Linked DNA regions of Homo sapiens: region 2 is linked to region 1. A link is an interaction called in ENCODE POLR2A ChIA-PET data of the cell type or tissue named here. Cell type or tissue: CD4-positive, alpha-beta T cell. All regions are shown on one strand. Links, peaks and the distances in the headings refer to the core of each region. The heading gives the core; the rest is flanking DNA. Region 1 overlaps HDAC4 (histone deacetylase 4). Region 2 overlaps HDAC4 (histone deacetylase 4).

The links. Peaks named below come from ENCODE experiments on the same cell type or tissue, not always from the same donor. Only the 100,000 strongest peaks of a DNase experiment are listed, where the experiment ranks them.
Region 2: POLR2A ChIA-PET joins it to region 1 with 17 read pairs; 7 of 35 experiments call an interaction of 5 or more read pairs at or near these places.

The regions. Positions count from the first base shown.
Region 1 is chr2:239,358,482-239,373,504 of GRCh38, reverse strand. The region is part of intron 1 of HDAC4 (histone deacetylase 4); the gene reads left to right. Among named protein-coding and RNA genes, the nearest start is that of MIR2467, 14 kb to the right of the region's middle. RefSeq lists enhancers at 3,407-3,566, 3,587-3,906, 7,028-7,563, 7,564-8,100. In CD4-positive, alpha-beta T cell, for the core only: no CTCF peak of the experiment used is centred there; DNase peaks (open chromatin) are centred at 3,483, 3,734 and 4,243; H3K4me3 peaks cover 1,088 bases; H3K27ac peaks cover 2,595 bases.
Region 2 is chr2:239,291,402-239,306,424 of GRCh38, reverse strand. All of the region lies in intron 2 of HDAC4 (histone deacetylase 4), which reads left to right. MIR4269 (microRNA 4269) reads right to left here and starts at 963; the gene lies at 880-963. RefSeq lists enhancers at 3,197-3,286, 9,666-10,281, 10,282-10,898, 14,174-14,705, 14,706-15,023 and a silencer at 12,208-12,267. In CD4-positive, alpha-beta T cell, for the core only: a CTCF peak has its summit at 7,757; DNase peaks (open chromatin) are centred at 7,814, 8,696 and 10,554; H3K4me3 peaks cover 3,529 bases; H3K27ac peaks cover 2,515 bases.

The DNA.
Region 1 (15,023 bases), core at 36-8,035:
AGAGTGAGACTCTGTCTCAAAACAAACAAACAACAACAACAACAAAAAGTTTACTATGGAGAGGTCTCTTCCAAACTGGAGAGAAAGACCAACATTAGAAAATGAACGCTCAGTGTGACCAGGCAGCCCAGGGAAGAGGGGTCGTTGCAGACATGCCCAAACTCCCCAGCCCCCAGGGAGATGCCCAGAAAAGTCAGCAGAGATCGTGCTTTTTACCTAGCTTGGCAGAATATGGCAAGAGAGATGGTGTCCATTACAAGGGAGGATGTAGAGGCCGCAGCAGTGTCGGGCATGGCTGGAGGAGGTACGCGCGGCTGCAGCCTCTTTAGAGGTCGTTCTGCTCACATGTCCTGATGTGAGAAATAAGCAGATACTTCACTCAGCCCCCACTCCCAGGGCTGTGCTCCACAGGGCCACAGACCCCAGGACGTGAGGCTCTTTGCACCCGGCAGTCTCTTGCAGTGTTGTGGTAAGAGTCAAACGCTTGGAGGAAAGTCTGTGCCCATGAGTGGGAGAATGCTTGGCTAAATGTTGGCACAGCCACGTGACGGACTCCCCCGAGACATGGTATTGAATGAGAAACGGAAGATGCTGAGAAGTCTGTAGGATACAATTTCATTTTTGGAGGCAGTGACCACCTGGTGTGTGCATGTGTACATATGTGCACATGTGTGCATTGTGAGCATGTGTGTGCGTGTGTGTGTATGTGTATGGAATGGAGGGAAGTGTGGACAGCAACCACGCAAAGGTTTCCTGTTGGGTGTTTGATGGTGGAGAGAGCAGGAAAGAGAGAAAGAAGCTATTGCTCTGAACATGAAGCAGTGTGTCTGTTCTGTCGCTGTGTATAAACTGCTTGCTTGTGCGTGTTGCCGCGTACACTCTGTAGAGAGAGGGGACCAGAGCTCCTGGTGTACCGGGAGGCCGGGATGTAGGAGTGGGAGCTGCAGAGCAGCGTGTGGAGTGCGAGTCTTTGGGCACTCACAGAAGCGAAGCCTGTCTGTGTGTGTGCGCGCGTGTGTGCGCGGGAGCCCAGCCCAAGGAAGGACCCTGGTGGCCTTGCAAGGGAGCCAGGGACAGAGATCACCTGTGTGTGTCTTTGTGTGGTGGTGTTACTCTTGTGGTAACAACGACTTTTGTAAATGGGAGTGCATGGCTGAGGTGTTGCTTCTTAAAGGCAGGAGTAAGGAGGAGGGCCCGGGGATGGGGAGCGGTCGGATGAGTAGCTGGGCCCTTCCAGTGCCGGCTTGAGGGCCTTTTCTCTGGATCACAAACTCCCCACCTGCTGCCTCGGGCAGTGGGTTCTGTTCTGGTTCTGCAGAGGAGAGTCCTGGGGCCCACTGTCCAGGAGTTCCTGAGACAGAGACCCTCAGGGAGGCTCCCCATCAGGTTCCTATGGGTTCCTGCTTCACCCTACTGCCCTCGTTGGAGAGACCCCCAGCAGTCTGGGGCCTTGAGGATGCCTCTGGCCGAGCAGCCACCCACGCGCCCTGCCCTGGTCTGCTTTGCAGCTCTGCGGGTGCAGCTGCTCCCGTCCGCCAGCTGCTGGATGTTTGTGGGGCATTGTTGAAATCTCTGATGGATGCTGCCCCCTGCCCCTCCACGGGCTCTTCACTGTTTTGGGTCCATGCCTGTGCTATCACTTGATTCCGATTTAACAATACAGGTGAATGAGGCAGGGCCGGATGCGCAGGCCCAGATCCTCATCTTTGTGCAAAAGCTTTGAGGGACCACAGGTAAAGGCCCGGGCCACGCCGACAGAGGCTCCAGTCTCCATCCTGCTTGTGCGGCCATGCCTGAGCCAGGTCCCCTGTGCTGTTGCCACACACGTGTGTGTGTGAGTGAGTCCGTGCGTATGTGTGTTTGAGGTTATATGAGTGTATTTGTGAGTGTGAATGTGTGAGCATGAGTGTTTGTGAATGTCTGTGGGTGTGTTACACTGTGAGCATGAGTGCATGTTTGCATGAATGTGATCGGGTGTGTTTAAGGTTATGTGTGTGAGCATGCATGTTTGTGTGTTTGTGTTAGTGTGTGTGAGTGCCTGGGTGTGAGTGTGCAAGTGTGATTGAATGTGTGAGTTTGAGGTTGTGTAAGTGCATGCTTGTGTTTGTATTAGTGTATAAGTGTTAGTATATGAGCGCATGGGTTTGAGTGTGCGTGTTTGAGTGTGTTCATGATTGTGAGTTTGTGGTTATGTGAGAGTGTGTGTGAGTGTATAAGGATGTGTGTATGTGATTGAGTGTGTGAGTTTGAGGTCATGTGTGAGTGACACACGTGTTTATATGTTGGACTCCTTGTTGGAGCCTGGCCTGAGTGGACGGGGCCGTGGTGCAGGCCAGAACAGGTGTCTGCACAGACAAGGTGGCCTGAGGCGCAGGGTTCCTGCCTGGACAAAGGTGGACTCTGTCCTGGGTGATTCCCTGTCCCAGCTGGGGCCTGCCCTGTGGCTGCCAGGAGCTGAGGAGTGACTGACTCTGGGGGCGACAGGCTGTGGGAAGCCCTGTGGTGTGGACAGCAGCTGCACATCAGTGGCTCCAAAGGGCAGAGGGTTAGAGCAATTGCCCTAGATGGCAGCTGTCATCGACTATCCAACTAGGAGATGAGGGGCATGTTGGTCCTTCACCTTTATGACTCATTTAGCTGTCTGTAATTCATCCCAGGAACGTTCTTAAAGTAATCATCATCATTTTGAAAAGACCCAGCATGATGCGGGGATGAGCTGTGAAGACAGGTTTTCAAGCCCAAGTCCAGTGGGTGCTCAACCAGCTCCTCTGCTCGGCTCCTCCAGGCGCCGCAGGGCTGCAGGTGCACCAGCCTTTCCACCAGGTGCCTGGCCAGCACAAGAGTCCTGCTCTCCCGGAGGCCGCTGTGCAGGATCAGCTCTGCACTATCTGTTGCCGTTAACCATACAGTGCATGACCTCCTGAAAAACACCAGACATGCTTCACAGGCCCCAGGGCTGGCAAGGCAGGGAGCAGGGAGGCCTGGATTCAGGGGGGCGCTGCAGGGAGTCCAGAGTGCCCGTGCTGACTGGGTTTGGTCTGTCTCTGGGCAAATCCAGTTTTACAAGTCTGCTAAGTAGCAGTCTTTAAAACTGCATCTTGATTGGTGTGGCACCTGTCTCCTGCCTGCGAGAACCATACCTGCTTTTACTCTACCCTTTAACAGGAGAGCCCCGAGCCATGTCTTTCAGTGGGATCGAGGGAGTTGGAACATTTCAGAGCTGTGGGGTGCCTCCCTCAGCGCAGCATTTTGGACCTCTAGCACCACTCTCTGACGGTTGTTGGTGGCCCATGGCTAAGGGTTGCATGGTTGTCTTTGCATTTTTAAACTCTGTTTTGACCCCGCAGAGCCCCTTGGGAAAAGTCGGGATGCTACCCTCACTGACCTGCCAGTCCCGGGGACACAGGGCAGACGGCCTGCCGTCCTGTACAGGGCCCCGTGCATCTGGGCGTGCTTTTCTCTGCCTCATGAAGTGTGTCGCCAGCCACGCTGCAATCATCTGTTCTTTAAGAGAAAGAAAAGTGGAGATGACAGGATGTGGCGGTCCTATGATTCTCTCCGCCCACCAGGGAGGAATGGGAAGTTCCCATCAGGGCATGACGCCACTTTCAGTACAAGCCTTCAGGCATCTGTGCCACTTCCTTTCATGCACCCTGCACTGTCCTCAGCTCCTTTAAGCTCTTCATTTCCGTTGTTTTCTATGAAAGGTGGCTACGATTCTGTGTGTTCTGCTTGAGAGAAGGTGGCCCAGGCCTGCTGAGACGTCATGGGCCGTGTCATCCAGCAACCTGGCTTCCGAGGCGCTGTGTTGAACACTTCTTGACTTCATGAGTTTATAAGTACTTCATGCCCAGCTACACCGTGTACGCGGAAATGAGAGCAGGGCTTGACCCGTCTCTTGATTATCTGCAGCAGTTTTAATTTATTTTAAAATAGAAATAGCTTTGCTTTTTACATTAAAATAAAAATGCTTTTTGTAAACAATTGCAACAATAAATAAACTTAGAAAGTAGGAGTTTAACGAACCTCTGAGTTTCGCTCACATGCTTGGGAAACCAACCGGGTTAGCGGGACTGTAGCTTGGAGACATTGCAGCCCAAGCGGCTGTCTCTGGGGAGCCCTGTGGCTCCCGGGCTGCCCACCCCCCGCCGGGCAGTCGGCTTGCTGCCACCAGCAGGTGTGAGCTCCAACCGTAGACATGCTCTTGGTCCAGACGTCCATTTATTGGGACCCAAAACTCAGAACTGTGGGCAGTTCAGACCTGGAAAGATGAAAGGGGACCGTCGGGGAATGGGCCGTGCTGCTGTCTTCCTTCCCGCTTGTTGGCATCTGTCCAAGCCTTCCCTCCTTTCTTGGAGACTGTCACCAGAGAGGGCCTGTCTGTGTCTTGTCAAACAGAGAGGATTCCTCCCTGCCGGCGAGCCTGTCCACTGCCTGTGTGTGCAGGTCCTTTGTCACCTTCCTGCAGCTTCCCTGGGGTCACCAGGGGAGTGGTGTGTCACCCGTGGGGTTGGCATTCACCTCCCCCCAGGTGAGGGCTCTCTGACGGCTGTGAATAATCACAGCAGCAGGTACCAGGATTGTCTGCGGGTTCCCATCTGCAGGGCAGCCTCAGCTGTCGATGCCGACATCGATAGTTTTGAGTAGAGTTGGGGAGGAACTTGGGCTATCACCTGGAATCAAAGCACCTTTATTTACTGCTTTGGTCCGAAAGAACGCAACACTTAGGAGGGTCCACTCCAGCAGTGATAAGCACCTCACCTGCAGAACAGGGAGGGCTGCCTGCCCAGGTCTCCCACCTCACCTGGGCAGGAGAGGCACCTGCAGCTTGAGACAGGCATGGAGAGGACGGTCCTGACCACTGAGGAGTGTCTGTGTCTGGAGGAAACAGCCTGTGCCCCTCTCCTCAGGACGGAGGCCCTTCACTTGTACCCCCCTGTTATCCCCCAATGGAGAAGGAAGTGGGTGGGCGGCTGGGACACGTCAGTTTCCAGTTTTTCTTGCTTGGCACCCTGTCAATCTTGAGTTTGTTTCAAGAAGCTGTTCTGCTGCCTTGATGAGACCCCCTCCACGTGAAGAAAGGTGAAATGCAGCAGCGCCAGCCACGCAAGATGGTACTGTGCTTTGGACGGTGCATTTCAGGGTCTTCTCATCGCCCCCTTTGCTAGTCCCTGAATTCCTCACAGCCAAGTTCCTGTGTCTCTGCGGGCCCCACATCCCTCACATCTGACATTCAGGGCCCTCCTGTGTCTCCGAAGGAAGAGGGTTGGAACACACCTGCAGAGCCACGGTTCTCAAACTCCGGAGCCCTTCACACTCCTGCAAATTAGCATGGACTCCAAAGAGCTTTAGCTTCAATGATTGAGATGCACAGGCTGACTGTCGTTCTGACGTGCTTGGGACCAGAAGTGTTCAGGCTCTCAGAGTTTTTGGATTTTGAAGTATTTGCGTATACATAATGAGATATCTTGGGGATGGGACCTGAGTCTAAACATGAAATTTATTTATTTATTTATTTATTTATTTTGAGACGGAGTCTTACTCTGTCGCCCAGGCTGGAGTGCAGTGGTGTGGTCTCGGCTCACTGCCACCTCCGCCTCCCAGGTTTAAGCGATTCTACTGCCTCAGCCTCCCTCCCGAGTAGCTGGAATTACAGACATACACCACTATGACTGGCTAGTTTTTGTATTTTTAGTAGAGATGGGGTTTCACCATGTTGGCCAGGCTTACCTCAGGTGATCCACCGGCCTCAGCCTCCCAAAGTGCTGAGATTAGTGTGAGCCACCACACCCAGCCTAAACATGAAATTTATTTTTCATGTTCACCTTATACATATAATGTGAAGGTAATTTCATATAGTATTTTTAATAATTTTGTTCGCCAAACAGTTTTGACTGTGACCCATCACATGAGGTCAGGTATGGAATTTTCCACTTGGGTTTTCATGTTGGTGCTCAGAAAATTTCAGATTTTGGAGCATTTTGGTTTGTGGATTCTTAGATTAGGGATGCTCAACCTGTATTGGTATTTATTGTATTAGAAACTAACACACATCTAAAAAACGTGCTTACTCATTTGAAACTGAATAAACCCATTACATGTTAAATAGATAGGTAACATTTTTAACAAAAAATAACCGTTCGGTAAAACACAAAGCGTCGTGAGAAGAGAGGCATCATTTTACCCTTTGCCAGTCTATGGAAGGTGTGGCTTAATGGCGACAGTATTTCTGCTTCTCACACCGGCTCTCGTTCAGTCCATGTCCACTGTACCCCTGTGAGAGAAGGGCACATGACATTTTTCTATTATGAACAAAAATTTGACTTCACACACCTCTTGTAAAGGTCTCGGGGACCCTCTGGGACCCCAGATCGCATTATGAGGACCGCTGTTTTAGAAACGGGTTTCTGTGTGGCTGGGGGCCTGGGGGCTGATCACTTATTTGGCCGATAGGGTCTTTTGTCAAAGGGTTGTTTTCCATCCGCAAGTGCCTGTCAGTGACGGAGGCTTTCAGGCATGTTGTTGGTGAAGCTCAATTCAGGCCCGTTGTTGGTGAAGCTACGCGTGCTTGGGTGCATGGTGGTTATGGTGGAAGAGATCTTTCCTTACTTAGTCTGGTACTGACATAAGGTTCTGGGGCTGTTTGTCACCTGCCCTGGGGGTGCCCTGCGTAGGGCAGGGATAAGTCAGGGATAAGTCATGTTTTCCTTCGTGGGGTTGCAGCCATCTGCCTGGGACCCCACTGGCCTTTTGCTCTCTCGGGGTGTTCATGGCAGTTGATGTTAAATGATCCATTGAGCCCAGCGTTTCACACCGTAAGTCAAATCCTTGGGCCTTCTGTGTGTCTGTCTGAATCTTTTTCTCTGAAATTCTTTTATTTCACAGCAAACGGAAACAAGTCTTGTTTTATCTGGATGCCTTCTCCATTTGGACTCTTCCTCTCCAGAGTTTATTTTACCAATAAGTTTGTACATGCTAGAGATCATAGGCCAGAATGTGGATCTTTATCCACTCTTATGCTTACGCAGACTGGCAATAAACACACCTAGGCATCTGCAAAAGGGCCTCAGTGCTGACATCTCTTTTCCTCCATGGAGAAAGTTCAGTGCTGACGTCTGTTTTCCTCCATGGAGAAAGCTGATGCTCTGTTGCTGCTAACGGACAGTTATTCTTGTGCGTTCATCTGTGTGTCTGTGTCCGCCAGTGCCACACGCGTGACCCTGACGACCCTGCTCTGTGCATGCATGTTTGTGTGTGTCCGCCAGTGCCACACGCGTGACCCTGACAACCCTGCTGTGTGCATGCATGTCTGTATGTGTCACATAGTGCCACACGCATGACCCTGACGACCCTGCTCTGTGCATGCGTGTTTGTGTCCGCCAGTGCCACACGCGTGACCCTGACGACCCTGCTCTGTGCATGCGTGTTTGTGTGTGTCCGCCAGTGCCACACGCGTGACCCTGACGACCCTGCTCTGTGCATGCGTGTTTGTGTGTGTCCACCAGTGCCACATGCATGACCCTGACAACCCTGCTGTGTGCATGCATGTCTGTGTATGTCACATAGTGCCACACGCGTGACCCTGACGACCCTGGTCTGTGCCTGCATGTCTCTGTGTGTCCCCCAGTGCCACGCGTGTGACCCTGATGACCCTGATCTGTGCATGCGTGTCTGCGTGTGTCCCCCAGTGCCACACGTGTGACCCTGACGACCCTGGTCTGTGCATGCGTGTCTGTGTGTGTCCCCCAGTGCCACGTGCGTGACCCTGACGACCCTGGTCTGTGCATGCATGTCTGTGTGTGTCCCCTGGTGCCACACGCATGACCCTGACAACCCTGGCTTGTGTGTGCATGTCTGTCCATGTCCCTCGGTGCCACATGCATGACCCTGATGACCCTGGCCTGTGCAAGTGTGTGTGTGTGTCCCCTGGTGCCTCATGCATGGCTCTGAAGACCTAGCCTTGCTGGCTCCCATGGCCCTTCCTCTTTATCCTCTTGGTATCTGATCTTCCGAACGTTCCAGAATCAGAGGGTGGGGGAATCAGAGCCTCAGATGGAATGGTGGCCTCAGCTCAGCAGAGCCTGTTTTGGCCTTGTTCAGCATAAGCCTGTGGATTGTGTGAAATCCTTCCTATTTTATTCCCGTTACAGCACAGTGAAATGGAATTTTATTACTTTCAAGTGTAGAGTCCATTATGAAACTAAAGTATAAATCTGTCCCAACAAATTATGGAGGAAAAATATCTGAAGTCTTGCGCCATGTGGCCACGTATCATAAAATGACACTCTTATAAAACACAATAGCCAGACCTTACACTCCACATTTCACTAAGGAAAACAGTGCTTATTAAACTCACTGTATAGACAGGAGTCAGAAATGTCATATAGCAACAGTTTGCTTTCTAAAGCTTAAAATTTATTTCAATTTTAATTACCCTAAATTCAAATTAAATTAATCATTTAATTACACAAATTAAAAATGATTTCATATATATTTTGTCTGACAAACCTGACTTAGTACCTCTTTGGGAATTCCCTGTTTTTTCTCCATTTAAAATCTGCACCCTGTGTTTGCACCCTCGTGGGTTCTGAAAGAATTCTTTTCCGTTTCTGCGAGGTTTCTTTTAAGAGGAGTAGTATGGTGACTATTTCTCCTACATGTACTGGTTGTAAGAAATGGTGGCAAGAATTATAAAATACTTCCTCACTGTCTGGAAAGTCCAGGTAAGATCGTGCAAGCTGCATGGACCAGTCAGATCAGTATTATTTGGATCTTTCTTGGTGCAAGATGGCTTTGAGTCATTGGTCTGCACCAGTTTTTTATTGAATTATAAAATACATGAGAAAAGTACACAAGCCAGGAGGGATATGCGGGTGCTGACTTTCTGCAAGTGAAGGCTCTGCCTTCTCTTCCACAGATCAAGGAGCAGGTGTTCCCCCCGCCACCGCTCCCTTGTTCTTCCTTCAGTGGCCGTCCCCCACCCCTCCCAGGGGAACCTGTCTGGATGTCTCCCACCTCGGATTAGTGTTGCCTGTTTTCACATTTTATGCACACGGAGCCCTACAGTAGGCGCTGCTGTGTGTGTCTGCTTTTTCTCAGCATGATGTTTCTGTGATTTATCTGTGTCACTGCATATAGGTGTAGTTTGTTTATTTTTACTGCTGTATGGTGTTCTGTGGTATGATGACATCACAAGGTATTTATTCGTGCAGCTTTTGGCACGTTTGGGAGGTTTCTGGTTTTTGACTGTTACAGATAATGCTGCCGTGTCTTCGTAGATGTCTTTCTGTTGGGTAGATGCCTCGGGCTGGCATTGCTGGGGCATGGCACTTGTGTGGCTGTAGTACCTGCCACCGAGGGGTTTCCCACAGGGTGTGTGCCGTTGACTGTTTTGTAACCTCGTGTGTGAGTGCCGGCCAACCACATCCTTACCAACACATGGTATCCTTTCGTTTATAGATTTTAGCCATTTTGGTGGGTATGGAGTGTTCCGTTGTGGCTTTATCGCGTTTCCCTGCAGTCACACATGCGCAGGACCTTGTGTGTGTTGATTGACCACTTGGAATCCTGTCTTGTAAAGTACCTGTTGATGTGTTTTGCTTATTTTTCATTCAGGTTGTCTGCCTTTTTCTTAGTGATTTGTAAGAATTATTTATACATTTTGAATATCCGTCCCTTGCTGGGTGTATGTGTGGCAGGGTCTCTTCTATTTTGTGGCTTGCCTTTTCCCTCTTCTGCATCTTTTGATAAATGAGTGTTCTTAATTGAGTGCAGCACAATTTATCATTTTCTTTCCTTCATGGTCAGTACCTTTTTAACATCTGTCTATCTTTGCCCACCTGAAGATATTTTTTGTTGTTGTCTTTTAGACCAGGCCTCATTGCTTACCTTTAACATTTAGGTCTGTGATCCAGCTCATACTAATTTCCATCATGGCGGGCTGTATGGGCTGTGGTTCATTTAGCATCAAAGAGCAGCTGACGCAAGCACTGCATATTGAAAAGACCCTGTTTTCCCTATGGATTTGGGGTGGAATCCTCACAATAATCAGATGACTCTGTGTTGGTCTCATTCTAGCATATTCTCCTTGGTTTACTTTAATTACACAAGTTTAGAAGAAGTCTTGATATTTGGTAGTGTGAGTCCCCCAAGCTTGTTTCTCTTCCAGATTGCTATTTCAGGTTCTTTGTGCTTCCATTTAAAATGTAAAATTGTCAGTTTTCAAAAAAATTCTGCTGGGATTTTGATTGCGATTGCATTGACTGCCGATTACTTTGCAAAACATTGACATCGGAATCTCATTGGGGTTTCCGGTCCATGCACATGGTATATTCCTCCTTGTATTGAGATCTCTAATTTCACTTACGTTTTATAGTTTTCTATGTAGAATTCTTCTACGTCTCTTGATAGATTTAGTACTGGATATTTGCTAATATTGTATGCTATTATAAATGTTATCTTGTTTTCAAAGCTTATTTTGTATTTGTTTATTGCCACTGTATAGAAATACAATAGCTTTTGATTTTGGTACATTATTGACCTTTTACTCAGCAATCCTGTAAAATTCACTTAGTTATTTTAATAGTTATTGGTAGATTGTTTTGAGTTTTCTGTGTATACACTATATCATCTGTGAATAGTGACATTTTCCTTTGTAATCTTTTTGCTTTCTTTTCTTTTCTTGCCTTACTGCCCTGGCTAGGATCTCTGCCAGGGTGTTGAATGGAAATGATGAGAGTGGGCATCCTGGCCTCACTCCCTGTTTGGTGAAGGCTCTCTGTTGCCCAGGAGATGATGTGTATTTGGCGTTCTGGACTGGGTTCTGCAGGCTGCTCTCCTTTGTGTGACTCTGGGTTCTCCTTTTGGTTCACTAGCACTGGCCGTTCCGTCACCAGCATGGCAGGCTGAGGCCATGGTGGGCACTTTGAGCTATAGTCACTGCCCGTGAAATGGGGTGGGGAGGGTGTGTGGTAAGGGACAAAACTGGCCCTCCCCACACTGTCACATTTCTTTGTGGTAGCTTGGTAAGATGTTTTAGAAGAATGTTCTCTGATGGATTTATAGCTTCTAAGACTTTTGCTCTTTGGAAGGTTTATGGCTTATTCCATGAAATTAAGTCAACCAAAATTTCAAAATTTCCAAGCTGCGGGAGGAGGAACCATAGGTAACCTTAGATTCCAAGTGTTTGGTGAAGGAAATACACCCACACGTAAGCGTTAGTGATGCATTTGCTTTCATTGATTCTGTGTGGAGCAGAAATGAAAAGAGAGAGATGTCTTTATGTAAACAGATGCCCAGTGTCAGAAACTGCCCACTTGGCAGAGTGACCATGGCTGTCTTGCTAAAGGTGCTTGTAAATTAAAATCACAGGCTCTGTGGCTCAGTGTGGACTTCTAGTGCATCTGGTAAGTTAGGGGAAAATACATCCTAAAAGGCATTGTGTTTGAAAGTTGTAATATGTCCACATTCGTCTATTATTTATTAGAATGTATTTTAGTTAGGGATGTACAGATACACATTTCAAACGTCCTTCAGAAACAAATGGATCCTTGAGATCTTAGTAGCATGTGCTTTCCATGTGTTTTCTTAGAAAAGTGATCATCGTAGTTCTCTAATCTGGTTAGTGAAGTATCATTAGACACATACATCAAGATAAAAAGAACTAGATCATGCTTAAGTCTTATTAAACCATTTAATTTCTAGTAGGTTTTTATGTTGTGAGTGTTGCGTTGGGTTGTTCAAAGACACACCACCTAAGGAGAAGGTGACGGAATGGGCAGAAAGAAGAGAGGTGTATCAGGCAGACAGCTGACTGATGGGTTTTCATCCCATATCCAATAGAAAAGACTGCTTTCCTCGTGGGCTTCAGATAGCGCTGCTTTCTTTATGAGGGGTTCCATTTAGTTTTCAGCTGTAGAATCGTTTGTTCTTAACTCCATAATTTTTCTCTTCTCTGCCTGTGATCTTCATGAGGGAATGTGAAGTTTTTCTTTTAACCCAGATATTCTGAGGGCCAACAGCAGTTCCCTGCATTGTATGTGACTCTGGCTTTCTCATGGCAGCCCTCTGCAGGCTCTCTGAGGCATTGGGAGTCCTGAGGCTTAAAGTACCACAAACTTGTGAATTTCTGGAATCTTTGATATCAGATCCTTAAAACTTAACTCTAGCCCCCAAAAGGCAGAAAACGGTTTCTTTTGCAATTTGCTTTCAACTTCAGCCCCCTGTGAGGTAGTTTCTGAGGGGAATCCAGGAAGACCTTAAAAACGTTCATTCAGTTCACAGTTTTGTTGTGTGCCTACTGTGTGCCTTGGGCCAGGGGTGCAGCAGGAGGTCACATTCCAGCCAGGGGCAGGCAGAGGGGCCGACAGATAATGAGAAAACAAACAACTACTTAATGTCAACATAGAATGAAATATCAGAAAAAGGAAAGAACTTGGAAGGGCAAGAAAGTAGGGTGACAGGAATGAGCGTCTGGGGTGGGGCGATCAGGAGCAGTTTCTGGGAGGTGGGACGTGGGTGTGGAGGTGGAGAGAGAGGTGCCTTTCCTGTCCTTACCTGCAGCCTCTAAGCCGTCTGGAGAACTTACATTTCCCAGACAGCGTTGGCCCCAGAGCCTTTTTCCTACAGCACACCAGGGATGCCGATGAACTCCAACCCAGTACTTCTATGGGGAGAAAAGAATCAGGCTCAGGGGTGATAAGGAACTGGTCCAGGGTGAGAGAACACACTGGGCTAGTGCTGGGGCCAGGTGGAGCTCGGGTGTCCCCGCTCCCTGTCTAGTACTCTTTCCCAAGGGACCAGGTAGAGCTCGGGCGTCCCCGCTCCCTGTCTAGTACTCTTTCCTAAGGGACCAGGTGGAGCTCGGGTGCCCCCGCTTCCTATCTAGTACTTTTTTCCAAGCCAGAGTCCGGGGGTGTGAAGAGATACATGTTCCCGTTTGCTCTCAGTGGAACTTGCAGCCAGGCACGGGGCAGGTGCTCATCAGATAAGCGAGCACATGAGTCACAACAGACCCAGCCAGAGCCAGAACAGCTTGGGGTCCTGCTGCAGGAAGGCAGGGTGCCTGGGCAGACCCTGAAGGTCCTGTCTGTGGCTGTTGGAGCTACTTTTTTAGCCCAACTGAGCATCATGGCTGCTGACTCAGTCTCCCCAGCTGTGACACGGGGGCTGGGGTCTCCGGGTCCCCTTGCGGCTGTCTGTGGCGTCTGTCTGCCTTGTCCTATTTCCCCCTCTGGTAATGATTCTTCAGTTTTCCTTCGAGGAATGACCCTCATTCCCATTGGTCCCACATTGGCGGCGCTGCCTGTCAGGGTGTCCTGGCTTCCCTGGTCAAGGGCTGTGGCTCAGCGCAGGCCATCAGGTGTGGTTGGACAGTGTTCTGGAGGGACTCTCCGTTAATTCCTGCCTCTGGGTCCCTCCACCTGCTTTGCCAGCTACCCCGTTCACTCGCTGGAGCTTCCTCTGTTTGCCTAGATTATCCAAAGTCAATTTTCTATTGCTTGCAACCATGAACTCCTAACAGGTGTACCTTGGGTCTAGCATGCCTGCTCTGTAAAACCTGAATTCTCACTTCCTTTGGCTCAAGTACTCTGTGTTCTCGCCGGTTTCCAGAAAGAAGGGTTCATAGACTGTGGGCATTGATATTCTGTCCAGCAGGTTCTGGAGCTGGCTTCTTAGCCTCCTCATGTCAGATCCACTCGTCTACAGATTCCCGAGTCTTCTGCTTCCTCTCTAAATCGCAGCTCCCACTGGCTTCCTCCCAGGAGGCTGTGGGTGGTTCCTGGTGACCTGGCTCTCAGTGAGCCTTCACCAGAGGCACCAGGGAATGACCATTTCTGGCTGAAAAGGTGACCCGAAGGCTGAGTATGTGACCGAGTGGAGGGGCATGTTCTCCATGCACTCCCCAGTAGCTGGAGCCCCCACCCCCCAGCTCTGGGAAGGGGTCCCCACCCAAGCTGCTTCTGTCATCTCGGCCTATCCTAGACCCGACCCCAGGTCCTCTGTCCTGCTCAGAAGCCTTCAGTGGCTTCTGCTTCCCTCAGCGCAGAGGACACAAGATTCTGAGAAGCCCTCTTGTTCATGACACAGCCGGATTCTGGCCACATCATGTGAAACATGTTTCCCATTAGCTTGGCTGTGCGTGTAAAAGTGAGGAGGAACTCACATGGTAATAGAGTTACATGGGTATATGCATTTTCAAAATAGTGCCGTTAACTTTCGGACGTTTCAGTGTAGGTGGAAGGAGGTACCGACGCAGCGTGAATGCCAGGGTGTTGGCTGGCGTTGAAGCTAGATGCCGTGGGCTGTCACACAGTTCTCTTTACTCTGTATATGTTTGAAGTTTTCATAATATAAAAGCTTTGTTTTTAAAGAGAAATTCATGTTAAAACCTGTGAAATCTTAAATTGCAAATATCAATATGAAAACACTTTTTTTTTACTTAAAATATTTGTACTTTTTACATATCCAAAAAATAAACAAATGACTAAAACCAACCAGTATGTGGGGAACTCAACATGAAATACATATGCTAACCAAGGAATTTAACTCTCTTACAAATGCACTCACCTGATAACTTTGGAAACCAGTGTCTTACCTGGATACGGTAAGGCTGAGAACAAGGAGAATCGTGTATAAATGGTGGTCTTGTGAATGTGTTTCTCATGTGTAGAGGTTAGCGATTCTGAAATGACTTTGTGTGTGTACCGGAATTAAACAAATGAGAAAAGATACTGTAGATAATAGGAACCAGGTTTCCCACTGTTAGAAAGATATTTAATAAAAACAAGGAAAGAGGAAGACTAAAATACACCTTGTGATGTTGGGATCTGAGGTCTCAGTATAGACTCATGATTATTCAAGTGTAAACTCATACAGAGATACTGAGGTGTGAGTGAGTCCCTACGCGCGCTGCCTGCTGAGAGGGCCCTGCGTGCTCTGTCGCCCAGCAGCAGTTAGCACACCTAGCACTAGATTGGGTCCGAACACAGTTCTCCCAAACATGGATCCAGGGTTCCCTGGAG
Region 2 (15,023 bases), core at 3,584-11,583, 71 kb after region 1:
ACACATCCGTGGATGGGGCCTGGCCAGGTGGCCTCTGAGGTCCTCGTGTCCACTGGAAGGCTGTGTCCTCTGTTGTAGTCACTGACTTGCTGGACCTGGGTGGGAGCTCACCCACCTGTGGATGGGCCAGGGAGCTCCTGGAATCACTAGAAAGATGAACTTTTTTTGCCTTCTAAATGTATGAAAAGATGGGAAATGATAGGAAAATAAGTGGAAGTCAGATCTATTCAGGAAAATGACTTCCCAGGGAAGAGCTGGGGTGCCTCCAAACCCAGAATCCTCGGTTTCTAGAAGCAAGGCTGACCGAGGTGGGCAGCATTCTTTGGGACCTTGAGTGATGAAGTAGTTACTTAAGCAGAGTGTTTCTCATGTGAAGCCAGGCAGTCTAGGACACTAGGAATCATTTCAGCGTGGGGGAGACGCAGACACTGTGCTTGCCCAGGGTGCTGCATTCATCTGAAATGCCGGTGGCTACCAGCTCTTTGTCACGGTTCCTCCGTGGTCTCCTTGAATGCTGTCAGATTCAGGGCCCGTGTGGGCAGCGGCAGCCTCGTTCCCAGTCGTGTTTAGGGAATGGGGTCAGAGAAGTACTTGCTAAAGCTTCCTGTGTGCACGTGTAATTGTGTGTGCATGTGTGTTAAATAAATGTATTTCAACTCGAAATACACGTTTCGTGGCCATCAGTCTAGGGATGGCTAGAATTTAGTCACTAAATGAAACTAAGCCGCACCGTCACCAATAATGTGAACATGATTAAAAACCACACTCAGTTCTTATTCATTTACCTACAAGTCCAGAAACTTTTAGAACTTATTTCACCATTAAAATAAATAGTTTTTTAAAAAATATACAACAATAAGGAAAAATTTGAAAGCCTCTTGCCCCTCCATCCCAGGCCTGACAGAGTGGCTTCCACAAAGAAAGAGGCAGAAGCCAGGGCTGTCTGTGCCTGCAGGGCGCTGTTGGGCTCACAGATGACCCAGACTCCCCCGTAATGGAGCCGCGGACCCACAGCGAGCCACTTGCACCAGGCTTAGCCAAGCTGACAGGCCAGCGGAGTAAGGAATGTTCCCTACCATTGTCCAGAAAATGTAACGAGGGTGAAGGTGTGCCAAGCAGACTCCCCGTGTCAGCCCTGAGGCGACTGCCATCGCTTTCAGAAACCTGACTACCAACCTGGATGAAAACCGACTGCTTGGTCATGGCCATGCAGTTAGAAAACACAGCAGCAATCCTCAGATGAGTGTGGCCGTATTTGTGTTACTCAAGCTGCTTTGTCATCTGCATTTGAAGAAACGTGGTGAGCCTCCTGTGTGTGCCCATGTGGCAGTGGGCACCTCTGCCCCCTGCAAAGGCTGTCTAAGAACACAGAGCCTGCAGTACAGGCCCTGCCTCCTGACATGCCCCAGGCCGGCTGGAAGAAAGCGCGGGACTGTCCTATTGACGTGGGGAGGGGACGGCTGGACTCTGTGATGCTAACTGTGTTCTCTGCTGGGCCATGTGGCTCCCCACAGAGACCCTGGGTGCCCAGTCATTCGCGTTCTCCTATGTGTGTGTATATATATTATATATACATGTATTTACTAACTTTAGAAAGCCCCCAAGGGGGCCTTGTTTCTGCTTGGACAGTCAGCGTCCATAGCGTGTCATTCCTAAGCTCCATTAAGGAGATTCAGAAGCAAGCAGTTACCCCTGGAGTCTGCACGCTGGGCACAAGGGTCACACCTTCGTTGAGAGCTCCTGACCCCAGGAGCCGAGGGCAGGACACGGTAGTGTTTACAGGACCTGGCAAAGGGGCACTGCCTTGTGTGTGAGGTTTTTTCACCAGTCAGTCCCTTTTAAAAACAGCATATCTTTTGAAGAACAAGAAGTTTACGCAGGCATAAGCAACTCACTTTGCACGTGGAGCTTTCAGGACGTTTCATGTCTGTTACGTTATAGCCTCTATCCTCATGGGGGCTCTGAGTTCAGCAGGGCCTGAGCTGTTAATCTGCTTTTTCAAATTATTAATAATGAAAGTAACACCATGCCACCACCTGGTATCATTTCATGCTTTCTATGTGCCTGGTGTTTACACGGCTTATCTCATTTAATCTTCCCAGCATGTAATAAAAATATTGCAACAGGTACTGCTCCTGTGTGGACTCCTTCCCCCGAGCTCACACTGCTTGAGGCCTTCCCAGCTCTGGGCTTTGTGTCCTGTGTGGACTTCTTCCCCGAGCTCACACTGCTTGAGGCATTCTAGCTCTGGGCTTTGTGAATATCCTGCTTTTATCCTCATTTATAGGTAAGAAAGCTGACTCAGAGAGGTTAAGCAGCTGGTCTGAGGTCAACTGCTTACGGGTCGGGGAGCTGGGCCTGCACACAGGGGTCTGATGCAGAGCTGGTCCTATCTGCTTTATAAGCTGTGGCTCACAGGGCACTCCAGGGGCTCGAGAGGACCTGGCGGGCTGAGATGAAGACTGGTGAGGCCTGGGAGGCAGGTGCTTGACTGAGGTGGGAAGTGGGACCTTGGTGCCAAGCATTCCCAGGGCCACGGGGCAGGCCTGTAGGGTCTGGTGGGTATCTGGGGTCCCGGAGAAGCCCTTGGCACGGGGCTTCATGAGAGCATAGGCGAGTGCCGCGCCCTGCAGTTGAGCACGGGGGATGCAGCTGTCGCAGTCGCTTTTGAAGAGTGAGGGGTGAGGCCTGCAGTTGCTGCCCGACGTTGTTTACAAGTGAGCAAGTTTTACAAAAAACATGGACAGCATCAGGGCTGACTTGAATTTTTTACTTGAGGCAGCAGCTCAACCTGTTGGTTTCCTCAATTGTGAATTAAAAAAAAAAAAGAAAGAAAGAAAACAGAGAAAGCTGACAACGTAACATTGATGAGAGGATTCTTAAGGGAGAACAAGCCACAGGCTGTCCCGAGAAAGGAGCGGGGAGATCGAGGAAGCACGCTGCCGTGTCTTGTTCGTGGGGTGCTTGTGACGCTCTCGCAGGATGCCCTGTGGGCCACACCACGAGTGCTCGGTGGCGACTGCAGAAGGGTGAGGGACGTTTCCCTTCACACCAGACGGCGGGTCTTGATGGCAGAGGAACCAGGCATCAGAGGAGGACAAGTCAATCCGGGAGCGTAGATAAAAAGGAAGCGAAACTTATTTCACATTGTCAAGCTGTCGGGGATTCCAGGGACCTTGTCCTCCAGGCCTGTCCCTGTGCCCTCCTGTCCCCAGGCCTGAGCAGCCGGGTGTGGGATGGGAACAGGCCAGGGCCAGGTGCCTCACGCCCTGAGGCTGGAGTCAGGCTCTGTTGCCACTTTGAATCCAGGGGCCCACCCTGAACCCTGAGCTGGGCTTCTGTTCAGTACGCGGAGGTGATGACCTCTCCCACCCGGGGGGGGTTTGAGGACTCCCGAGGTGGCAGGGGTGACGCCCAGCCCAGCATGCAGAGTGCCCAGGCAGTGCCCACACCTTTCCTCTCCCTGCCAAGGTGCTCCGGGCCTGAGCCTGTGTGGCCCCCTGCTTGGGGCTGTCACCACAATGCCATTCCCCGCACGCCCAGCAAGTCCCTCCTATGGGTGAGAGCCTAACTTGAGAGACTCTTTTGGGGAGGAGTAAGATGACCTGCCCTTCTCAAGAGTGAGCAGTTCTTAGATGACTGCCTTGAGCAGCGATGGTTCTTCCTGCAGGGGTGCGCCCACGAAACGCTCTGCGTGAAGCACATTGGTGCCATGCTCAGGCCCAGGGAGAGTGGAGGGTGCTGTGCTCTTGGACTGGGTCCTGGCTCGAGGGTTGAGGGGCTGGGCCATGTCCACAAAAAGTCACTGGATGGCTGGGCTGCTCCCACTGTGTCGCTGGAAGAGGGGCAGCGCCCGCTGCAGTGTTTGGAGTGCTTGGTCATGGCCCCACGTGGATTCTCCTTCCTGGGGGAAGCTGTTCCGTCCCCAGGTTTTCAGCTAACTTATCTGAGTTTTGATGAAGAGAGCAAGGGGTTTTGCTAATCTGGATTCCTGTGGAAGGGCCTCCTCTCTCTGCTCGTGTTTTATAGCTTGGCAACTCTAGTGCTAGTTCTGCAATATTCGAATTTGAGTAGCCAGAAGAATTTGCTGCCAGGGTGGCCTTGCCCTTGACTTTGAAATGAACTCACCCGAGACTTCAGCTTGATGCCTCCTTTGGCTAATGCTGGGTTCTGGGCTTTGGCCGCCGCCTGCCTGTCCATCACAAGGGGCCATGTTCTCCAATCAGGACAGAGTTCTAAGCATTTCACAGTAAAGCCTGCAGGAGTTAGGTTTTCTGTTCTTGACAGACTGAGAATGATACTGAGAATGTTTTCTGATTGATTTGGTGAGCTGTCTGTTTATAGCATCATTAGAGATTATTTTCCATGGCTAGGAATTATTCTTGACCTCACAGTAAAGGACTCTGAATCCCCCACCCCCTGCCTGTTTTTTTTGTTGTTGTTGTGTTTTTTTGTTTGTTTGTTTTAAAGAAAAGACTTGTACCATCAGTCTTAGGCGTAATCTCCTTGGCAGTAGTGAGGAGCAAGGCATCTGATGGAGAAACAAAGCATGGTAAGGTTTTTACCATTCAGGAATCACACCGCAGTAGCATTGTAGTATTTGATCACAATTTACTCTTACTTTTTTTCATAAAGAAAGAAATAGGCCTACAGTGGCTCTCACTTGTAATCCCAGCACTTTGGGAGGCTGAGGCAGGAGGATTGCTTGAGGCCAGAAGTTTGAGACCAATCTGGACAACATAGGAACACCTCCTCTCTACAGAAAAGATTAAAAACATTAGCTGGGCATGGTGGTATGCGTCTGTAGTCCCAGCTGTTCAGGAAGCTGAGGTGGGAGGATCCTTCGAGCTAGGAGGTCGAGGCTGCAGTGAGCCATGTCATACCGCTGCACTCCAGCCTGGGTGACAGAGGGGAGACCCTGTTTCAAGAGAGAAAAATAAAAAAAAAAAAAAAGAAAGAAAGCACCAGCAGAATTTAGAAATGTGGGCCAGTGTGGGAGCCTCGCCTGGCATCACTGGCCTCGCCTGGCATCACTGGCTGTGGGCTGCTGCTCTCGCCCTGGAGCTGTTACTTTGAGAGCAGATCGAGGACTCAGCAGGCAGGAGGAATGTTCACGGCAGGGTCAGTTCCCACGCTGCATACGCCCCACCATCGCCCCTCGTCGTGGCTGGGATGGGAGACCGACTTTAGAACCAGAGGCTGGGAAGAGGGAGATACCCCCTTCCAGAAGGGGCCTTCTGCCGCTGAGTAAGGGGGTGGTGCCCGGCTGGCTCCATGAGGGGCATGAGGGGTGCTGGCTATGCTTGGCCTGAGGGGTTGCTGCAGGAAGGCCTTGCTCCCCGCCGGGGCTGAGGGACCCGGCTGAGCAGCAGCAGCAGGAGGAATGAGCAGTGCTCTTGGAGCCCGGAGGAGGGGGCAGGGCTTGTCCTTCTGGACGGGCAGCCCCAGGAAAAGAGAAGCCCAGAGCTAAGGGCCCTTGCCCTAGGGAGGGGTCCCACATGGACCCCGAAGACGTTCCTCTCTGCAGCCCTTCCTGGCACTGCGTGGACACGATGTACGGAATGAGGAAAACGAGCTTCTTTCCCTTCTCTTTCACTTCTCCCTCCCATCACGCAGCGTGCAATTATGGAAGAGGATAAAGAAGGAAAGAGCAGTCGGAAAAATTCTGTAAGAACCGGAGAGGGGAGTTCGGGTGTTTTTACAGCTCCTGGGGTTCTCCGGGAAACAAAGGTGTGCTATTTCCACTTCTGTGTCTTCATTCCTGTTCTGCAGGGAAGCTCAGCCTGGCTTCATCCACATGGGTGGAGCAGAGTCAAGTTCAGTTGGGAATTTTTTTTTTTTCCTGCTCATTTGGAAAAAGAGGAAAAGACACTGGGATACAAAGAGGGCTTTATAAAGAAGAGGCCTCCTTGGTCCTCCACTCCAGGACTTTCTGCGATGGCGGAAATGGTCCATAGCAGCAATGCCCATCGGGGCAGCCACTGGTCATGCCTGACTGTTGAGCTTGTCAGCAGCCACATCAACACATGGATGGTGTGGCCGAGGAACTGGATTTCAAATTAAATTAAATTAAATTTCAATTTAAGTAACCACATGTGGCCAGTAGCTACCTACAGCGCACTCTCAGGAAGGCTCTAGACTGAGAGTTTGAGGATCATCCTTTATCAGTGATTTGAATGGATGAGGCTTCATCTGTTTGAATTTCCCAGTTGGGGTAAAAAGAGGGGATGCTTGTACTGGAATGGGAGTAGGTTCACAGCGCACAGCCTGGGCCAGCATCAGTGTGTTGCTGAATTTATGCTCCTTCCCAAGGTTGTTGAGGAGACTGGAAGAGAAGTTCTGTGTTAGAGAGAGGGACGCCCTAGAGGAGTTCACTTAGTCACAAGGAGCAGAAATGCCCTCAGTGGCATGGATTGAAAGGCACTTACGGATGGAATTCGGGAGAAATTCATGGAGCACTGCAGGGAGTCCTCTGATGGGACCCCTCTTCCTTCTCTGTCTCCCCTGTCTCCCGAGCCCCAGGACTGCCGGTCTCCCATCTGCTTAGTCCCCAGCTGCGTCCCTGCAGGCTCTCCGCTCTGTTGCTGGTTTGGTTCGTCTGGTGTGTGCCTCCCCTGTGACATGCCGGGAGCAGAGCGGAACAGCTGTGCCAGTCCCTGGGCCCCAGCTGGACTGTGCTGGGTCCAGGGTCTATGAGAGCTGCTGGGAGGCCACCAGTGCAGGTGGGCAGGACCTTGCTCCGTGATTCTACCCATGACGCTTCTCACTCAAGGAATTGGCTTTTGTTTCAGTGCATCCTATTGAAAATCACTTAGCCAGTAAGCAAATGTTGGCCCTTAGTCTGTTAAACATTAATACAAATAAGCACGTGTCGCTGCCCTCCCGTTGTACAGTTGTACAGCTGTAATAAACACCACTCGCCCTGCCTCGTGTGCATGTCTCTTCTGGTTTCGGCACCCCAGTGCCGTGGTTGTGCGAGGGGATCAGAATATCTGCTTGAGATTAGCCCATGTCAGCATTTTATTGGGATTGTTAGGCACCTCCGTCCTGATCATTGCACCACGCTCTGTCCCTGTACTTAAATATCTCTACTTGGCATTTGAAACAAAACAAATAAACCTATTGTACAGGATGGACCAATCATGAGGCATTTTCACTCTGATGTTGGCAGTGGATGTGTTGACATTGAGAGGATATTCATGGTGGCAGGCTGCCCCCAGTTCCAGGTTTTGGATATTTGGAATAAGGTAGGCTATGACAGGCCGGGTGCAATAGCTTATGCCTGTAATCCCAGCACTTTGGGAGGCCAAGGCAGGCGGATCACGAGGTCAGGAGATCGAGACCATCCTGGCTAACATGAAACCCCGTCTCTACTAAAAATACAAAAAATTAGCTGGGCGTGGTGGCGGGCACCTGTAGTCCCAGCTACTCGGGAGGCTGAGGCAGGAGAATGGCATGAACCCGGGAGGCGGAGCTTGCAGTGAGCCGAGATGGCGCCACCGCACTCCAGCCTGGGCGACAGAGTGACTGCATCTCAAAAAAAAAAAAAAAAAAAAAAAAATAGGCTATGGCCATGAAGGGTTGCTTCCGGATTCAGTACATTTAGGAGGAAATAATGTTGTTCATCATATGACACAGTTAAGTCTCCGAGAGATAATTAAATGAAAATCATTCTAAAATGTTTGATTAAATGCCTTTCTAGCCTAGCCCCTGTAGGTGGAGTGTCATGATTTCCACGTTGTTGGGTGCTGGATAAATGATTTAGCCACAGTCTCACGGCTCTGTAAAGAGTGGCAGGCTGTTCCTATCACTGCTGATCCTGTGTGTGCTGTGCACCGGATGTGGGTGGAATGAGGCTGCAGGGGCACCTGCATCCCCAGTGGCTATGATGACTAAATGAGGAGGCCCCTGTAGAGTGCACAGCGTTCACCCAGTGACAGTGTGATTGTAATAGCTGGGGTTGCTGGGACCCTAGAGTATCCACGGTGTGCATGCACTTGAACTTCAGGATACCCTGTTTCCCTCTGAGGTGCAAGAGCTCTGGCGATTCCGGATCCCTACTGTGTGTCAGGTTCTGGAAGCATCTTCTCTCATCTCCACGTGATGCCCAGGGGCTCCCCCAGCTTCTGGAAGCCACCGCTTGTCCAGGGCACCAGCCCAGTCTGTCGTCAAGCCTGGATTTGATCTTAGGTCTGGCTGCTTCCGGAATACCGAGACGGGCCTCTGCTGTTCCCTGAGCTTGCTGTCAGCAAATGTTTGGTGAGGAGAATTATTTGGTTTGGAATTTCTTGTTTATGTTTTAGTCCATTAATTTTTTTTATCCTGTGAAATATTTTAGCAACCCTAAAGACCCATGACACACAGGTATCTCTTCAATATTGTGCTAATTCCTGCCTTTTTTTGGTGTCTTCTCATCTCAGCATCAGTAGTGGTGGCCATGTAGGGACAGAGGCACTTAGCAGCCGCGGCACCGGGAATAATGATTTGACTTGGGGGCCCTGTGGAAGAGGCACATGTTGCCGCTTGAATTCTAAGAACACTATTTACCTTTCTGTTTTGAAAGTTCACTTTCACTTTCAAGGTCTCAATTTTCTCAAAAGTTCTAAAGTGATAAACATAGTCTTTCTAAGATTTTCTTTTTGCATTTGTGGCCTTCGTTGTGGCACAGCCCTGTGTCAGGTGGGGCTGAGCCCAGAGGGTGCTGAGGGGATGGGGCTCATGGTGACAGCGTGGTGCAATCCCGAGGCAAGTCCTTGGCACTGTGATGGGCGCTACCATTGGGGCCTGGCATCCCCAGGCCTCATTAGCCAGCAGTGACCACAGGTGATGCACAGGCGTTCTCATGTCCTGCTTTGGATTCCCTCCGTTAAGGAAACCGCAGCACAGCACCGCTCCACAGTAGCTCATAGCCGGGCAGCCAGGGAGCCGCAGAGTCTGGACTTGACCTCTGCAACCCCGTCTCAACCCTATGCTGTCACACCAGTGTCTGAGTTAAATGGCAATGCAAAGCTCTGGGTCCCATCTTCTAGCGGGGACCTTTGTGGCTTGCCCACAGGTTGGTGGCACGGATCGCTGCTCTCTGGGACAGCATGGGACCCTTTCTGGAGCGAAGTCCACTTCAGAGACCCTGGGTTGCTGTCTGACAGAGCTGTGGGCCTGCCTCATCCTGCGGCCAAGGTTTGGGTGAGCGCTGGCTGCTCGTGGGAAGGTTGGGGGCTCAGGCACCTTTGTGATTGCCTTGTCTTCAGTCTCCACTTCTGTCAGAGCTTACAAAGAGCAGCACATGGGGTCCAGAGGCTTCTGGGGAGCCACCCGTGCCCCTGACCCAAGGATGCATAGGCCAGCCCTTGTAGGAAGCAGCATAAGACTTAATTCCTTTTTTTTTTTTTTTTTTTTTACATGAAAACAAACAGAAATGGGAGTTTTATTTGTTCCCTGCAGCCCCACGAACATCTTTTGGAGCCATCTGGAGAGCTGATCACTTCTTTGGCGGGGACAATCAAATATTGAATGTTGAGGGAAATTAGGGCAAATGGCTCCAGGACTGTCCACTTTTGACAGACCTGGTGAGTGAGTTTAATCATTAATCATTAATCCACGCTTTCTAAATATATCTGCCCCGAAGAATCTCCCGGGCGGAGGTGAAAGTCCTGGTTCCCATGCTCCCTTGACCTGACTGAAGCACAGCTCCGGGGCCCGACAGTGGACAGGCACCCCATTTCATCCCTGTCTGGGGACACATTTAAGCAGTGCTGCCTCGGTTTGTTATTTAGTGACTTATTTTCAAGGAAAAAGATCCAGAAATGATTAGATAAATGCGAAGTCCTAAAAAAGAAAACAGCGCAGTTTCTCTTAAATGCCGGCCAGCATTGTGACCCTGATCTGCTGAGGCCTTGGAAGGTAGTTGAGGCTGCAGGAAATGTCACGGGGTGACCTTTAGAATTAGAGTGTCAGCACTCAGCTGGCTGCCTGCATCTGAAAAAGGAGCCATTGTAGCCAGTGAAATGGGGAAAAACCAGAAAACCAGCTGGGCCAGGGCGCTGCAGGACTGGCCATGACCGCCCTGTGCCACTGTCTGCAGAGACCCTGGTCCAGGCGGGTATTGGCCTCCTTCTGGGCAGAGTGCTGGTGTCCACGCCCAGGGCACACATACAGCTAAGCACATCCTCTGTGTGCGTGCATGTGTGCATACCTGCATATGTGCGTGTGTGTGTGTGCTTTGAGAGTGGTGGCTTTCTGATTGAACAAGCAGAGTGCTCAAGGACACGGCTCCAGGTCAGCCTGTGCAGGCTCCAGTTTGGTGCTCCCCTTTTCTTGCTGGATTAACTTTGGACCATCCCTGAGCCTCTTTGTGCCTCAGTGTCCTCATGTAAAATGGGCGTGATAGCATCCTCAGCTCTCTGCTGCTTCTGTGAAGATGAAGAGTCCCTCTGTAGATGCGCCCATTGCCTGGTAGCTCTAATTACTGGCTCTTCCTTCAGCACCCTGTAAGAAGCTGTTGCAAATGAAGTGTGAGTTGGTGACAGAGCAGTGAAGAGGCTGAGAAAGACAATGAAGGGCTCTGGGGGCACTTGTGATGTGGTTTGGAGAGACAGCTGCCCTAGAACTCACACAGGTGGCCCACTTCTTTGGTCTGTTTGTGCAAAAGTCATTGGTAGTGATTTTGTTGGTGGTGGTGGTTTTGGTGAGGATGTCCATTTAAGAAATAAAATGAAACTGAACGGGAATGGTAAACGAGACACAAAACAGAATGAAAAGCCTCCCAGAGGCTGAGCTTGAAAGGAAACAGCAAATTACAAAGTGAGAATGCCAAGAGCTTTCTCCTTTAACAAACCAGGGTGCATTGTTCTCCTTTCTAATGATAAGGGAGGACCTGTTTGCTCTGGGAAGTTTTAGAAAGGACAAAGGCGTATGAAGGAGAGAGTCTCTGACTCCTAGTCCTGTCACCCTGGGTTCAGCTGTGAACATTTTCATGTGTTTCCTTCCGGCTCCCATCTTGTCTCATTCTCGTTGGTTTTTATGTAACCAGCTTTTGGATGAATAAAAATCTGCTCTTTTGCTTTTCACCCTTGCCAGTTTACTATAATCATCTTTTTTTTTTTTTTTTTTTTTTTTTTTGAGACGGAGTCTTGCTCTGTCACCCAGGCTGGAGTGCAGGGGCGCGATCTCGGCTCACTGCAAGCTCCGCCTCCCGGGTTCACGCCATTCTCCTGCCTCAGCCTCCCAAGTAGCTGGGACTACAGGCGCCCGCCACTACGCCTGGCTAATTTTTTGTATTTTTAGTAGAGACGGGGTTTCACCGTTATAGCCGGGATGGTCTCGATCTCCTGACCTCGTGATCCGCCCGCCTCGGCCTCCCAAAGTGCTGGGATTACAGGCGTGAGCCACCGCGCCCGGCCTATAATCATCTTTTCACATTATTAAAAAACCCTTAGCAGCTGTTCCCTAGCACTAAAAGTCTTATCAGACGGGCGTTGTCCCGAAGCCGTTGGACAGTCTCTCCCGGGCCTCCCACACACCCACCCCCTTAGTCAGAGCAGAGGCCTAGCTTCTGTGGCCCTCTGTCCTGTCCTGAGAGCGCACAGTCCTGACCTGGATGGTGCTCACATGACCCTGAGGGAGGAGTGGCATCGCCCCATTTTACAGATGAGGAAGCTGAGACGCTGAGCTCCTGGCCTGGGTGGGCTGTGCTGCCTCCGAGGCCTCCGAGGCAGGCCCACCTGCTCCCCTTCCTTCCAACTCCCTGTTCTGGAGCCAGCTCTGCTTGCTATCCTGAGCCTCAGCCATGAGGAATTCTGGGGTGCCCACAAATACATCTGTGTGTGCCCCAGCTGTTCCCACTACTGTTGTCCCTTCCCAGAAAGAGAGAGCCCCACCTACTCAGAAGCCTAGGTCTAACAGAGCTCTTCCCTCCTTTCCACCTTCAACGGGGACTTAGTTTCTGAAACACAGTGGCGCGACCTCCTTGCAGTCTCTTTCTCTTTTTTTTCATCTCTGCCCTGGGAGCCAGGTAGGCTCCAGACTCCCTATCAGCCTATCCACAGCTTTCAGAACCTTTCCAAAGTGCAGATCTGATCAGTCAGGCCTCTGCCAAGGCCCATCAGGAGCTCCCAGTGTCCACGTCCTCACGGCGAACAGCTTCCCTGAGTGTTCTGTGCCCAGGTTCAGAAGGGGCTGCCCCTGCCTGGTGATTGCGGTCCTTGTCTGAGTCACTGGGAGTTGATAGAGGTGGATCATGGGGCACTTCTGTTTTAGCGTAAATGTGACGCCTCAGCGACCCTGCACTGCACGGAGCATCCATGAGCTTTCTGCCCAACCTGTGAGAATGAGCTGCTCTTCCTCCCATAGGCAGCAGAGGGTGGGCTGGGAGACGATGGGCGGGTATTTGTGTGGCCCAGTTCTCTCTAGAAATGTCTCTGTTAAATTAACAAATGGCAAGTTAGTAAATTGCAAGTGGATGATTTAAAGTCCTCCTGTTACTTTTAGAGTTCTAGGGCCCTAACAGGTGCTTAGCAAATACTTGTTAAATGTTTTCCCACTAGAAAGGTTTTGTAAGGAGGAAGGAGGCTGGCGTTCTCGCCGTCAGGTTTTTATGCCATCCGCTGAGTGCAGGTATTTTGGGAGCACGTAAACTGTATGTCCAGGTGATACAGGTTAGCCTCCCAGTATAGGGTGCAGTGGACCCAAAACAGGAAAACCACGTGGCCAGGCACAGCAGCTAGAAGCGCATCAGCTGGAGAGAGCCCAGAGATGCCCTGTGCGTAGCCACTGCAGGAAGCCTGGAGGTGCCCTGTGCGTTGGTCTGGGGATCCCTGTGTCCATAAGCAGGTGGGCCTCGGGCTCCTGCTCTCAGCTTCTGCCTGGCTCTTGACCCCTTAACTACCTCATGGTAGCAAGAATGTGACCTTTCTCCCACGCTCCTTTGCTGCTCTCCGCCCTTGTTAATGTTCCGCCCCTGCTGGGGTAGATTGTATCCCCCTTTGATTGTGGAGGGTAGGGCCCTTCTCAAATAGGGTTTTCTGGGACCCTGCGGTTTTGCAAGGTGTTTGCAGTTATTCACCATAAAAACCGAGGGCAGGGGACAGGCCCTGGTCAAACCCCTTTGGGGGAAGCTCAGAGAAATTCAGAAGGCAACTGCTACATTCAAGCTCTGGGAAGCTCCCGAGTAGAGAAGCCAGCTGGGATCTGTCGAGAAGAGACTTGTCCAGTTTATTATTTCAGGGAATTTGTATCCCATGGACACAAATTCCTCACGGGATGCCCTTTGGGAAACGCCTTGTGAGGACTGACCCAGCTGGAGCAGGTACCTGGGAAGGAAAGTCATTTCCAAGGGATTCTGGGCTACCTGGGAGCTGGCCGCTGGCCTCACACCTGAACCTGAAGGCCAGGTGGGTGGTCTCATTTCATGTCTATAGGGACATTCAGCTGTTATTTTTTTAAGTAAAACTGTATCTAATGGAGCTTGCTATTTATTGAGTGATAACTTCAAATCGGAAATGTTCTTTTTCCCACTGAAAGGCCTGAGCAAGGTTTTGCTCTTAGTGCTGTTGCATACCTGTTTCCACCCAGCTTTTAGTCTCTTGTAATTTCTGTTTGGGTATTAAAAGGACGGTCTAGGTCCACGTGAGAGACCTGGTGAAAGAGAGCCTCCTTGGCTTCTGGTAATGAACTTCCATCACCCCCCTTCCAAACAAAGAAACAAAAAAGAAACAGTATCCTCTCGACCCAGCCTCCCGCCTTAGTCTGCTAGTTCATGACACTGGATCATGCCTTATTTGACCTGACCCATTACTTGGCTCGAGTTCCCAGATAGGATATATTGACTTGCTTTTCTGGAAGTAAAGAGATGCATTTTAGATGTGGGTTGGTGGGTCTGTATTTTCTGGGCCCTGCCAAGTATGCCCACAGGGGTACTGGTTTCTCGCTGGAGTGGTGGGGTCACTGCCAGCCCTTCAGATTTGTTTGGCTCTGTGCTCCAGATGGACAGCGGGGCTCAGCCTCCACTGCCCATCTCAGTGCAGAAGCTCTCCAGGGTCTTTCTGTCACACATCTAACAAACAGCCAGTGCTAGAAAGGGGTTTATCCTCGAACGCAGAGAGCAGTGAGTGAGGGCATCTTGTCTTCTGCCGTACCAGGTGAAGGTGACCTCAGGGTCCCCTGGGACTGCTTCTGCAGGTGCTCTGGGAGCCAGCGCATTGCAGCACCTGCCCGGCTGGGAGTCCCCAGCCACACTGACAAAACACCGGAACACTTGGGGCCCCACCTACCATCCTGGCCGTCCCCTTGCCTGCCTTGCCACGATGGGCAAGCACAGCCCCTGGCGTGGCCGTCCTGAGCTGGGCTGTGCGCGCAGCCCCTGGTGTGGCCGCCCTGAGCTGGGCTGAGCTGGGCCGAGCTGGGCCGTGCGCGCAGCCCCTGGCGTGGCTGTCCTGAGCTGGGCTGTGTGCACACACCAGCATCCTGCCCCATCAGTTGCTGTGCTGCAGACAAAGGAGGGATCCACTGGAGCGGGAACTCTTGCAAACAAAGGTTCTATTTTCATGCAAATGTAATCGGCGGCTCCCGGGGAGAAGGCCCAGCTAGCTGGGACTCTTGAGCTTAGGCCCCTTTTCTAGAAGGCGATGGTGGACACTGGAAATCTTCTTTATGATATCTGTGTGGACTTAGAAGAACCAAATAAGAAGCTCTTACATAGATATTGCCCTTCCCCCGACCTGCCAGCTAGGGCTGTAAGTAGAAATTAACCTAAATTAGGAAGATAATTGTCCCTGTGTTAATTGTAGGTTGTCTTTTAAAGCTGTTTTCATTCTCCAGGCCTGAGCAGCAGGCTGGCTTCGGGCCCTACCGTGGGTTGCTGCGCATTGACACCCATGAAAACCAAAGTTCCAGAGGGGCGACCTAGCGGCCTTCCTGCTTTCCAGAGCTCCAGGGTCTCTAGATGATGACGTTTCTTTGAAAATCCCACTGCAGCTCTTCCTGTGTGCCCTCAGGCCCCCCGCCACCCAGGGGACCCCTCTTTGAGG